Regions from separate parts of the Homo sapiens genome. Here region 1 is linked to region 2. The links are chromatin loops, found by intact Hi-C in ENCODE. Cell type or tissue: ascending aorta. All regions are shown on one strand. Each heading gives the region's core, and the rest is flanking DNA. Links, peaks and the distances in the headings are about the cores only.

Region 1 (5,366 bases), core at 150-5,149, 190 kb before region 2:
TTTCTGAGCTCTCTGCTTCCTCATCTGTAAAATGAGAGAACAGACTAGGTCATCTCTCACCTTCAGCCCTGACCTCCTTTGTCTGCAACAGTCTTTCAGTGTTTGCATGGGACTTTCTTCATCTCTCCATCTCTCAGTTGCTGTTTACCTCTAAGGTCTAGAGAGGCTGCCAATGGAACCCAAAGCCCTTGGCAGCCATCTCCCCATGCCTCTGCTGTCCCTTTGGCTCTACTAGATGTACAGGTTTTGCTGGTTTTTGTTTTTAGTTTATGGCTTTTGTTTATAGTTTATTTTTCTTTGACCTACCCAGTTACATTTGGACCTGGGACCCCTAGAAATTGTACATTGTACATTGTCTTATTTCCTCTCCATGGAGAGTTTCACAGCCTCGAAACTGGGTTCCATGAAACAGGTCATCCTTCAGCCCCTAAGCTAAAGTTTGGCTTCAAATCCAGAATTTCCCCCAAGGAAGGCTTGACAGTGGGACTGTTGTCAGCCATGATCCTAGCACATACATTCCTACAGGCTCCCAATCCCCAACAAACATGCCCTACAGAGCTGCTGTGTGGACAGCCATCATAACCCAGGCTTTCAACCTAATACCAAGGTAGGAGCTCAGAAAAGCTCCCTCATGCTATATAAGCCCAAGCCTTGAGACCAGCCCTTCTACCTCCCACCCCCCCTTGCTCCTAGTCCATGGCCATTTCCATATTGACCATGGCCTTGGCAGAGCCGTGCCCTGAAGTGCAGTGACAAGCAAGTCAGGAAGCTTGCAAACTTCAACACCCAGCTTTGGCTCTTATCATACAGACAAAAGGAAAGTGCATACAGGCAAACAATGCCAATCCAGTACCATGATTTGCTAGGTGGGAAAGGATGCTTACGGACTATGCCCCTCTGGAAGGAAAGGGGAGCTTTAGGTGTTTCAGAGGCCAGCAGGGCTCCTCTAGCTTGAAGCCTTCCCTGGCCTGGGCCTGAGGCCCTTAGGCACCTTGTTGAAACTAATATTCTAAGCAACCAGGGTGTGATTCTGGTTTCCCACCCCAGTGGAGAGGTGATGAGACAATCCAATCCTCTCATCCCTTCCACTGTCCTCAAATTAGTGTCACAAGGGGGTGGTATGAAAACCCGGACTCCTGGGCCTCCAAGTCACCCCCACCCTATCCTGAACTGGTCCACTATCAAGTTCCAGGAGAAAGGGCCAGTGACCTCTCAGATGATCGGCTCGACTTGCTGCTGGGGTCCAGAACAGCTCAAGGCTCAGAACACTCCACACTTGTCCCTTCAGTGGCAGAAGCTGTTCCAAATCCCGCCTGAAGCAAGCCCATGTTCTCACTTGTTCATTGGAACAGGTGGTTCTAAAGAAGAGCCACCAGCTTCCAGGTGAACTCCTCAGGCAGTCCCAAGGTTCTGAAGAGGGAAGGGGATCCCCAGACCCCTTCCCTTGGGCAGGCACTCCCTGAATGCAGTGGCTAATTACAAAAGGATACCTTAGTGAGAGCTTTGCCCAATCTTGCAAACATGCAATTCCCTCCTGGGCATTCCCTGTGCACCCCTAGAACAGCACAGGTGGCCAGGTTGGAACAGGGGCGCGGAGATCTCCACGGGGACTCCCACGCGCCACCGCCCTCCCAGCTGCCCCACCGAATCCTTCCCGGGGAGCCCAGAGCCGCTCCAGTTCGCCTGTCGGGACGGGAGGAAGAGGGGAGGCGGGAGCAGAAAGAAAGGATTCCAGCACTTTGGGAGGCTGAGGCGGGCGGATCACCTGAGGTCAGGAGTTCGCGACCAGCCTGGCCAACGTGGTGAAACCCTGTCTCTACTAAAAATGCAAAAGTTAGCTGGGCGTGGTGGTGGGCGCCTGTAATTCGAGCTACTCCGGAGGCTGAGGCAGGAGAATCGCTTGAACCCGGGGGTGGGGTGCGGAGGTTACAGTGAGCCAAGATCGCGCCACTGCAGCCTGAGCGAAAGAGCGAGACTCCGCCAAAAAAAAAAAAAAAAAGAAAAGAAAAGAAAAAAAAGAAAGGATTGAGGGGAAGTTTCAAAGGGTGTGCCGGGGACCGGGGAAGAGTCTCATTCTCATGAGTCAGCGGATCCGGCCCAGTGTGACTTCACTGCTTCCCCAGAAGAGGCGCCCAGGGCAGGAGGCCGCTCAGAGCGCAGCAGCAGGAGTGGAAGCTCGGGGCGCTGGCTGCCTGCGCCGGGCAGGGCGCGGGACAAGGCTTGGGGCTGGGCTGGTCAGGCCGCTTGGGGCTGAGGCGGCGAAGGGAGGCCGCGTGCCAGCGAGGAAAGCTGGGGGCAGAGGAGCCGATATCTCCTCCTCCTGCTGCTCCTCCTTGGACGACAGTTCCCGCCGCCGCCGCCGCGTTCCGCGTGCAGGTGGCGCTGCAGAGGCGCCCGGGCGCACTGCTGGGCGGGTGGGCACGCTCAGCCCCACCAGGATCCGGGCTTGGAAGGCGCGCGAGCCTAGAAAGGGGGTAGCGAGAAAAAGGCCACCAGCCCCCGCTGCTTCTCAGGCCGTCCCCGAACTCGAGAGAAGGACGCGCTCCCACCCCACTGGCGGGAGAGTACGGAGATCAGCCCCGCGGCCGAGCGCCCCAGGTCGGGGGCTGGTTCCTGCGCGCTTCTGCAAAGTCCCTCGAGCCACCTCGCAGGCCCCACAGAGCCCCGGGCGGCTCCTAACTTCAGCAAAGGAATTGCAGTTTCGGGCGGTCTTTGCTCTCTGGGGATGGCGCTCTTGACCCGCAGGCAGTAGAATGGAAACTTTGAGTCGTGTCTGGGGCGTTGGGGGTGGGTTTCCCTGAACAGCCACTCTCTAGCCTGGCTCCCATGAGACTTAGAACGCATCTCCAGCACAGGGGATGCAGACTGTGGCCAAGGCTGGGGCGCAGCCTGAGACTCGGCTCGGCCGACATGAGAGGTAGAGGCTCTGCTTAAGTCCGGATCTAGAGGGACAGTTAGGTGGTCCGTGCTTGTCAATCCGGTCTTCTGCAGCTATATAAGGAAAAAAGAAAAAAAAACAAAAAACAAAAAAACAAAACAAAAAACTAAGGGCTTATCTGGGGCTCAAACTTGCAACCTCTGTCTTCATAGATAGAACTTCGTGTCCTAACTCCTTGCAGGCCCTGAGCTCTAGAAGCCATGATGCTGCCTTGGACATCCTCGTGGTGCTTGGTGGTTATGAGGTGGCTGTTTAGTTAACATATTGAGAATATCAAGGCACAAAAATAACCTTGTGGCCAGAACCTGTGGGGAAAAGTTGTTGAGGGCTCCAACCTCGCCCTTTCCAGAAGCTAGAGTGGCCACTTCTGTGATACAACTTGACATATAAAATCTATGGGCAGAGTGTGTCCCTCTTTTCTGTGCCAAGAAATAAAAGCTGCACCCCGTGTTAGCATTCTGGGTGCCTCTCCTCCCCTCTCAGTCCATCCAGTTCTCCTGCTTTCAGGGTGTGCAAAACCATCTGAGAAAGTCATCTAAAGACTTCCCATAAAGAAAGGGAAGGGGCGGGGGGAATCCAAAGGATCCTAAACGTTCCCAGGTCTCACTGTGTGCCAGGAGAAATACCGCCTGTCTCCCGCCCAGACCTCAGAGCCCGGGCCTTTTTCCTACAGGGCGGTGCCCAGCTATTCCTGGAAGCCCCCTCCTTTCTACCAGACCCCTCCCCAAGGTGTCTCCTCCCAGAGCACCATCGAGGAGAAAGATCAGATCAGCAAAGCTTGACGTCCCCCTGCCCCCTCTTTCTGTCCCCAATCTGACCTGCAGTCTCAGCCTCTGCCCTCTCCTGATGCCACGGCGCTGGCTTCTTCTCCCAGAGCAGGACCTGAGCGGTGAGCTCTTCCCCAAGCCCCCCTAGGTGACCAGGAGAGGATCTGATAAACTAATTTGTGTTAATGTGATAATGGGAGCTAATGGGGTCACGTGCTAACCACGGGTCCAAGTTCTAACTCAGCATCACAAACTCAACCCCAAGTTAAGGCTGCAGAGATGGGAATTTTGGGCTGACTAATCTCCACAGCTGGCTGGAGGGGGTGGGGGAGTGGGAGGAACCGAAGCCCCTGGACGATCCCAGGGTCTGGTGCCTTTGAGCTGCTGTCTCGGTTTCAGTTTCATCCTTGGCTGACACATTCCTCCGAAGAGTGGAATTGCTTTGGTTTCCCTCCAGCCCCTCTCCCGTCCCTGGCCACCTCCGTCTTGGACTGCTAGCTCCCCTCGGTCAGCCCTTCTCTTCGTGAGGGGAGAGATGGGAAGATAATTTGGCAGCGACGAGGAAAAAATGTACACGTAGACATCCTGAGACGCACAGGCTCACATACCATACTGCTTTGCAGACAGACATGTGCACATGCCCTCCACGAACACACATGCATGCACGAGGGGACCCGACATCCAAGACTTGAGCCCACACACACACAGGCATATGCACACACATGCACACCCCGAACACAGTTATGCCCTCACTCACATCTGTGAGACCCACACAGACACGCACATAGGCAGGCAAGGCCCAGAGAGCCATGTTGCACACAGACCCACATGCACACTCATACACCCTCACACACACAAACCAGCAGCAGCCGCCGAGTTGGATGGCTTCCTCAAAAGAGGGCTGGAAAGCTTGTTTGCTGCCAGCAAAGGGGCCTAGACATTCCGTGAAGTGACTCATACTGCACCTTTATACACATTGTTATATTTTTCTGCATTCAACAACAACAACCCTCAACCCCGATGTGGGGGCAGGGTGGGGAAACTGAAGAGTGGCTGCATTTCCACTGGGCCTCTGCTATGCCTCTGTCTAGCAAATGTTTCAGGCCTGTCCTCACTTCTCAGTGGATTGTGGCAATCCCAAAGAGCAGAATTGTCTACCTCCTGGTACAAACCTCAGCCCAGGCCTGCCCCTTGGGAGGATGCAGAGTGGATGAAATTGGGGGCTGATGAGTTCCCCTCATAGACAATCCCCCATCCTACCTCATCCCTAGTCCTGGATATCTGGGGCCAGGCCCCATGGTCCCCTGTGGTGTCCCAGTCTGAGCCCCTCCTGATCTCTCCTCTCCAAGTGCCCTCCCCAACTCTCCTGAATCTGGCTTTACTGCCACCTGCTTGCACACTTCCGGGCAGTGGCATTCACTTTATATAATACGTAGAGCCCCGTGCAGTGTGACTGGAGGCCCCTCCCTTCCCCTGGGTCTCTTCTCCATCTGAGGAAGAGATGTCAGCTTGATGGCTACTTGTGTCCCCATCCCCCAGCACACTCAAGGGCCTGCAGAAATTCACTTTGTGCTCACTCCGGCAAAACCTCCCTGTGTTGACAATCTTGGTCCGCCTGCACCGGGCTGTGGGGAGATCAGCTAAGGCCAGGGCCTCCCCAG
Region 2 (5,366 bases), core at 125-5,124:
GGGACTACAGGTGCCCACCACCACGCCCGGCTAATTTTTTGTATTTTTAGTAGAGACGGGGTTTCACCGTGTTAGCCAGGATGTCTTGATCTCCTGACCTCGTGATCCACCCGCCTCAGCCTCCCAAAGTGCTGGGATTACAGGCGTGAGCCACCGCGCCTGGCCAGGATTGATGTTTTAAGGAACCCGAATCCTGAACTCTACCAGGCCGTTACACTTAGTTTCATCTTTTTTTTTTTTTTTTTTTTTTTTTTGAGATGGAGTCTCGCTCTGTCTCCCAGGCTGGAGTGCAGTGGCGTGATCTCGGCTCACTGCAAGCTCCGCCTCCCAGGTTCACACCATTCTCCTGCCTCAGCCTCCCTAGTAGCTGGGACTACAGGGGCCTGCCACCATGCCTGGCTAATTTTTTTTTGTATTTTTTTTTTTAGTAGAGATGGGGTTTCACTGTGTTAGGATGGTCTCGATCTCCTGACCTTGTGATCCACCCGCCTTGGCCTCCCAAAGTGCTGGGATTACAGGTGTGAACCACCATGCCCGGCCCACTTAGCTTCATCTTCTTTTGGCACCACAGAATGTAGAGCTGGAAGGCCCTAGATATTGACAATGGTCATCTCCCTTGGCCTGAAGATTTGGCTTAGAGGGGGGAAGTGATGGACCTAAGTAAATGAGGAGCAGCATTGGAGAACAGAACCCAAAGCTCCTGTTTCCTTGCCTGGTACTCCTCCACCACATTGCTACCTTCAGACATTAAATAATCTTTCAACACTTCCCCAGTGGCCAAAGGAGGAAAACACGTAAGCAGAAAATGGGGATGTAAAAATCAGTAGTCTTTGGCAGGGTACGGTGGCTCACACCTGTAATCCCAGCACTTTGGGAGACCGAGGCAGGCAGATCACTTGAGGTCAGGAGTTCAAGACCAGCCTGGCCAACATGGTGAAACCCTGTCTCTGCTAATAATACAAAAATAAGCTGGGTGTGGTGGCGCATGCCTGTAATCCCAGCTACTCAGGAGGCTGAGACACGAGAATAGCTTGAACTTGGGAGGTGGAGGTTGCAGTGAGCTGGGATCGTGCCACTGCATTCCAGCCTGGGTGACAGAGTGAGACTCCATCTGAAAACAAAACAAACAAACAAAAATCAGTAGTCTCTGGAAACATTCAGTGGAATACTCAAGAGAAGCTAAGTACTATCAGGTGGTCCTGGTAGTAGCAAAGGAAACAGATTCTCTTTAAGTTAAGGGAATGTCTTATTTGGGTTGACGGCTACATCTGTGCTTGTCAACCAGGGCAACAGAAAAAGAGAACACCTGGACAAAGTATTCAGTCTCAGAAGTCCCCCCTAGGCACCTTGAAGCACTTTATTCTACTGCATGTTGGAACCTGCAGTAACTTATTAAAAAGATGAAAATCAGGGGAGATTCCTAGAAAACTATTTGTCAGTTTGCCATGACTGTATTAAAAAAACAAACAGACCCCTGGAAGGGAAGGGTGGTCTTTATTGAGCTCCATACTCTACCCATCACCTGGAATCCTGGCCCACTGAAGCACCCTTTCCCCCCTTCCCTTATCGTGTAACTGCCTATTTTCTAGTTATATAGGTTTAATTGGGACTGCAGTAGTTATGATTCAGTTTCTGCAGTGATTGGTTCACAAAATAAGATCAAAAAGAATGTTATTGAAATGTGTATCTTCTTACCTCTGTTCTGTAGCCATTAATTCTTTATTCCTTCCGAGGGAAAAATGTAACTCATTTCAATATACTGGCTGGGGACAGATCTCAGAATTGAAGGGAACATAAAGGTCATCTAGTCCAATCTCGTTCTTGAGTCCCCTTTACACATTCTCATACTCCCAGAGCAGCCTTGAATTCTGTATGTCCTCTAACTTCTACTTTATGTGACTTCATACAATAACCTTCGATATACTTGAACACCGTAATCACGCTCAAATTTTCTTCTCTTGTAAACATCCCTAGCTCATTATCATGTGACACAACTTACAATCTTCTCATTCTCCTGAACAAGTACCGGTTTGTCTTCATTTTTCTTAAGCTACAGCTTAAACCTTATAGCCTCTGTTTGAGCATTACCTTGACTCTAAACTTTTTTCCTGGCCAGTAATTAAAACAGCGTAGTCTATCTGAAATGATAAATCTAACAGCCATTCAGTGAAAACAACAGATTTGATTCTGCGGTCAAGATCACACGTCTCTCTTGACTACAGATCACTAGAATACTCCTCTCAAGCAAGAGAGCCAGGCAGTAACAAGCAGGCAGCTAAAGAGCTCTCTAAGCTCTCACCTGATGAGCAGCTGCGTGGATGTTGCGCTTCTCATTGATAATCACATTTGGCAAATTCTTATCTTTTCTTGGAGGACCCTCAGGGGCTTTAATGAGAAACCTGGAAAGCAAAACAACAGGACATCTGACTAGGAGCATTAAGGACTTAGTCAAAAGGGTAGGGAGGACACCGAAGGGCGAGGGGAGAACCCGGTGCCCTTTTGACAGACTTTCTTCGGCATTCTTACCGGCGTCTTTTCTTGGCACTGGGCTTTAGGCCCACACCACCCCACTCGCCCCAGCCAGGTAGTGTCAGGTCCACGTCCTTTGGCTTACTCGCCTCCACAGCTTCCCTCTTCTCTTTCAAGAAATCTCTGATGACATCATCCCCAGCAAAAGCTTCCTTTATCATCTGCCTATGGTTTCTCTCCTCTTCATCTTCCTGGGAAGAAACAAGCGAGAGCTACAGCTTGGCTTATGAGCTGTGGTTCATGGCGAGAACGCTTGAATTTCGGGTCGTGACATTTTAGCGCCCCCTAGGGGGAAGTGCTGAACAATGATGGTCTTGCGATACAAACCAGTGCACAGCCAATCATGCTCAAATTTTCTTCCCTCTAGGGTAAATATCCCTAGCTCATTATCATATGACACAATTTTAAACTTTTCAGTAAGGAAGCTGCAGGGTGGAGGAAGGAATGGCCCGTGTTAGCAGCAGGAGCTCTAAGTGGCCAGACTGTAGGCTTCCTCCAGCTTATATCCCTGAAAAGACAGGTGCCAGGACGCTTCACTTTAAGTTTCAGATTAACTGGGGAGTCTTAGACCATCTGAGATCCCACTGAATAAAACTTTCGCAACAGTTCAATGACTCACCTTCAAGTTGTCCTGCCTGGGATCTGGTCAGAACTCTGAGTTACTCCCTCTTACCTCTGAGAGCAGTTTTAGAGTCACCCCAGAGGAGTTTTTGTGGATCAGGCTTTCGGAAATAGGGGTCTTGGCAGCACCCATATATCTGCATCTATTAAAACGTCACTGGGACTAGCCTGGCCCTATACTATTCTGGACCTCTAAACTACTGAAATGTGCCCCCAGCAAAACAAAGCTTCATTACTCCTTGCGCAAGAACGACACTTTCTGAACAATGGCCCACCACCCTGGCTCTGCTCACCAGCTCCTCTATTGTGGGAACTGCCAAAGACTTCACGGAGGGAGATTGTGTGGTTAGGAGGTTCTGTAGGTCGATCATTTGCTCCTTCTTTTTCTTCTCCTTAGGGGCATCAGGGCGATTATTTGGGGTCCTCTCTGACTGCTGCCCTTCTAACACAGGTCTGGGAAGCTCCTTATTTTGAAAACATTCTTCTTTTCCCAGCTCTTCTAGCTCTTCCAGCGTCTGTACTCTCTCTGGTCTCTGTAGCAACAGGGGCTCCTCTTCTTCTGGGGCAGGTTCCTCTCTCTGGACCTGGGGAATAGTCCCCTCTGAACTTGCTTTTTGCTTCCTGGACTGATGGTTTTCCTTCAATTTCTGAGATAGTACTCTCAATTCAGACAGCACCTCCTGGCTGCCAGAATCTGGGGGAAAAAAGAATGAAAACTGTCAGAAAATGAGGTTTGTACGTTGTCTGGTCGGTAAGCATTTGTTGAGCACCCACCAAGTGCTAGGTACCACATAAGACATTATAAAAAGGACAAACGGGGAAAAGAAGATTCTGTACATTGAATCTCCTAGACAGTACACTAATCATAGCAGGCAACGGAGTTTGGTAATTAAAAGTAGCATGTGGCCAGGTGCGGTGGCTCACACCTGTAATCCCAGCACTTTGGGAGGCCGAGGCGGGCAGATCATGAGGTCAGGAGATCGAGACCATCCTGGCTAACACGGTGAAACCCCATCTCTACTAAAAATACAAAAAATTAGCTGGGCATGGTGGCATGTGCCTGTAGTCCAGCTACTCAGGAGGCTGAGGCAGGAGAATCACTTGAACCAGGGAGGCAGAGGTTGCAGTGAGCCGAGATTGTGCCACTGCACTCCAGCCTAGGTGACAGAGCGAGACTCCGTCTCAAAAAAAAAAAAAAAAAAAAAGTAGCATGTGAGATGTTGGATATGGTGGCTCACGCCTGTATGCCAGCACTTTGGGAGGCCAAGGGGGCAGGATAGCTTGAGCCCAGGAGTTCGAGACCAGCCTGAACAACATAGTGAGAACTCATCTCTACCACCTCCACCCCTCCAACAACAACAAAAAATTTCCAGGCATGGCGGTGTGGATCTGTAGTCCCACCTACTTGGGAGGCTAAGCTGGGAGGATTGCTGGAGCCAGAAGGTCAAGGCTGCAGGAAGCTGTGACTGTGCCACTGCATACTAGCCTGGGCAACAGGGCAAGACGTCTCAAAAAAAAAAAAAAAGTAGCATATTGGAAGCAGACGTCCTGGGTCCTATTCCCAGCTTTGCCAATGATCCACTGTATAACTGGGACTGTGGCTTAAGTTCCTCGTGCAGTAAACCCTGCTTGGGAAGATTGCCCCAAGTTCCAAATTTTAAAAAAGGAAGCCACTTTAACAGGTGGCTTCTCAATGTAACTTCATTGTAATTTATGCTTCACTGCTTGTAAAAACCCTATCCAGGATTTTCATCTTGACTCAAGAATTTCTACTCCATATCTTAAAGCAGTATTTCATAATCTGCTGTGGCTGAGTCAAGGGATGAAGTAGCTGCTTTATCCAGTGGATGTAGCTCACACTTTCACTGGCAACATCTGAGCAAATAACACTAGTCTCAAGAGTCTGGAGGGGCTGGCTTGGCACAGTGGCTCACACCTGTAATCCCAGCACTCTGGGAGGCCGAAATGGGTGATTCACTTGAAGCCAGGAGTTTGAGACCAGCCTGACCAACATGGCAAAACCCTGTCTCTACTAAAAATACAAAAATTAGCTGGGCGTGGTGGCATATGCCTGTAATCCCAGCTACTTGCAGGCTGAGGCAGGAGGATTGCTTGAACCTGGGAGGTGGAGCTTGCAGTGAGCCGAGGTTGCACCACTGCACTCCAGCCTGTATGACAGAGACCTGTCTCAAAACAGTCTGGAGGGAAACCTGGCA

The links. A loop is a pair of places that touch in the nucleus more often than their neighbours do. Peaks named below come from ENCODE experiments on the same cell type or tissue, not always from the same donor. Only the 100,000 strongest peaks of a DNase experiment are listed, where the experiment ranks them.
Region 1: a loop joins it to region 2, with 4 times the contacts of the local background. A loop is called at or near these places in 2 of 110 quality-filtered maps.

The regions. Positions count from the first base shown.
Region 1 is chrX:130,117,886-130,123,251 of GRCh38, reverse strand. It overlaps a transcript of RAB33A not described here. Among named protein-coding and RNA genes, the nearest start is that of ELF4, 10 kb to the right of the region's middle. RefSeq lists silencers at 2,007-2,216, 2,206-2,345 and an enhancer at 2,496-2,595. In ascending aorta, for the core only: CTCF peaks have their summits at 2,180 and 2,379; DNase peaks (open chromatin) are centred at 2,121 and 2,805; H3K4me3 peaks cover 1,315 bases; H3K27ac peaks cover 3,370 bases.
Region 2 is chrX:129,923,273-129,928,638 of GRCh38, reverse strand. UTP14A (UTP14A small subunit processome component) reads right to left here. Exons shown (of 15, transcript NM_006649.4): 12 at 3,444-3,844; 13 at 2,527-2,720; 14 at 2,300-2,399. The region is part of intron 2 of LOC105373335 (a long non-coding RNA gene); the gene reads left to right. Among named protein-coding and RNA genes, the nearest start is that of UTP14A, 20 kb to the right of the region's middle. RefSeq lists a silencer at 2,856-2,905. In ascending aorta, for the core only: a CTCF peak has its summit at 2,812 (motif pointing left); a DNase peak (open chromatin) is centred at 2,808.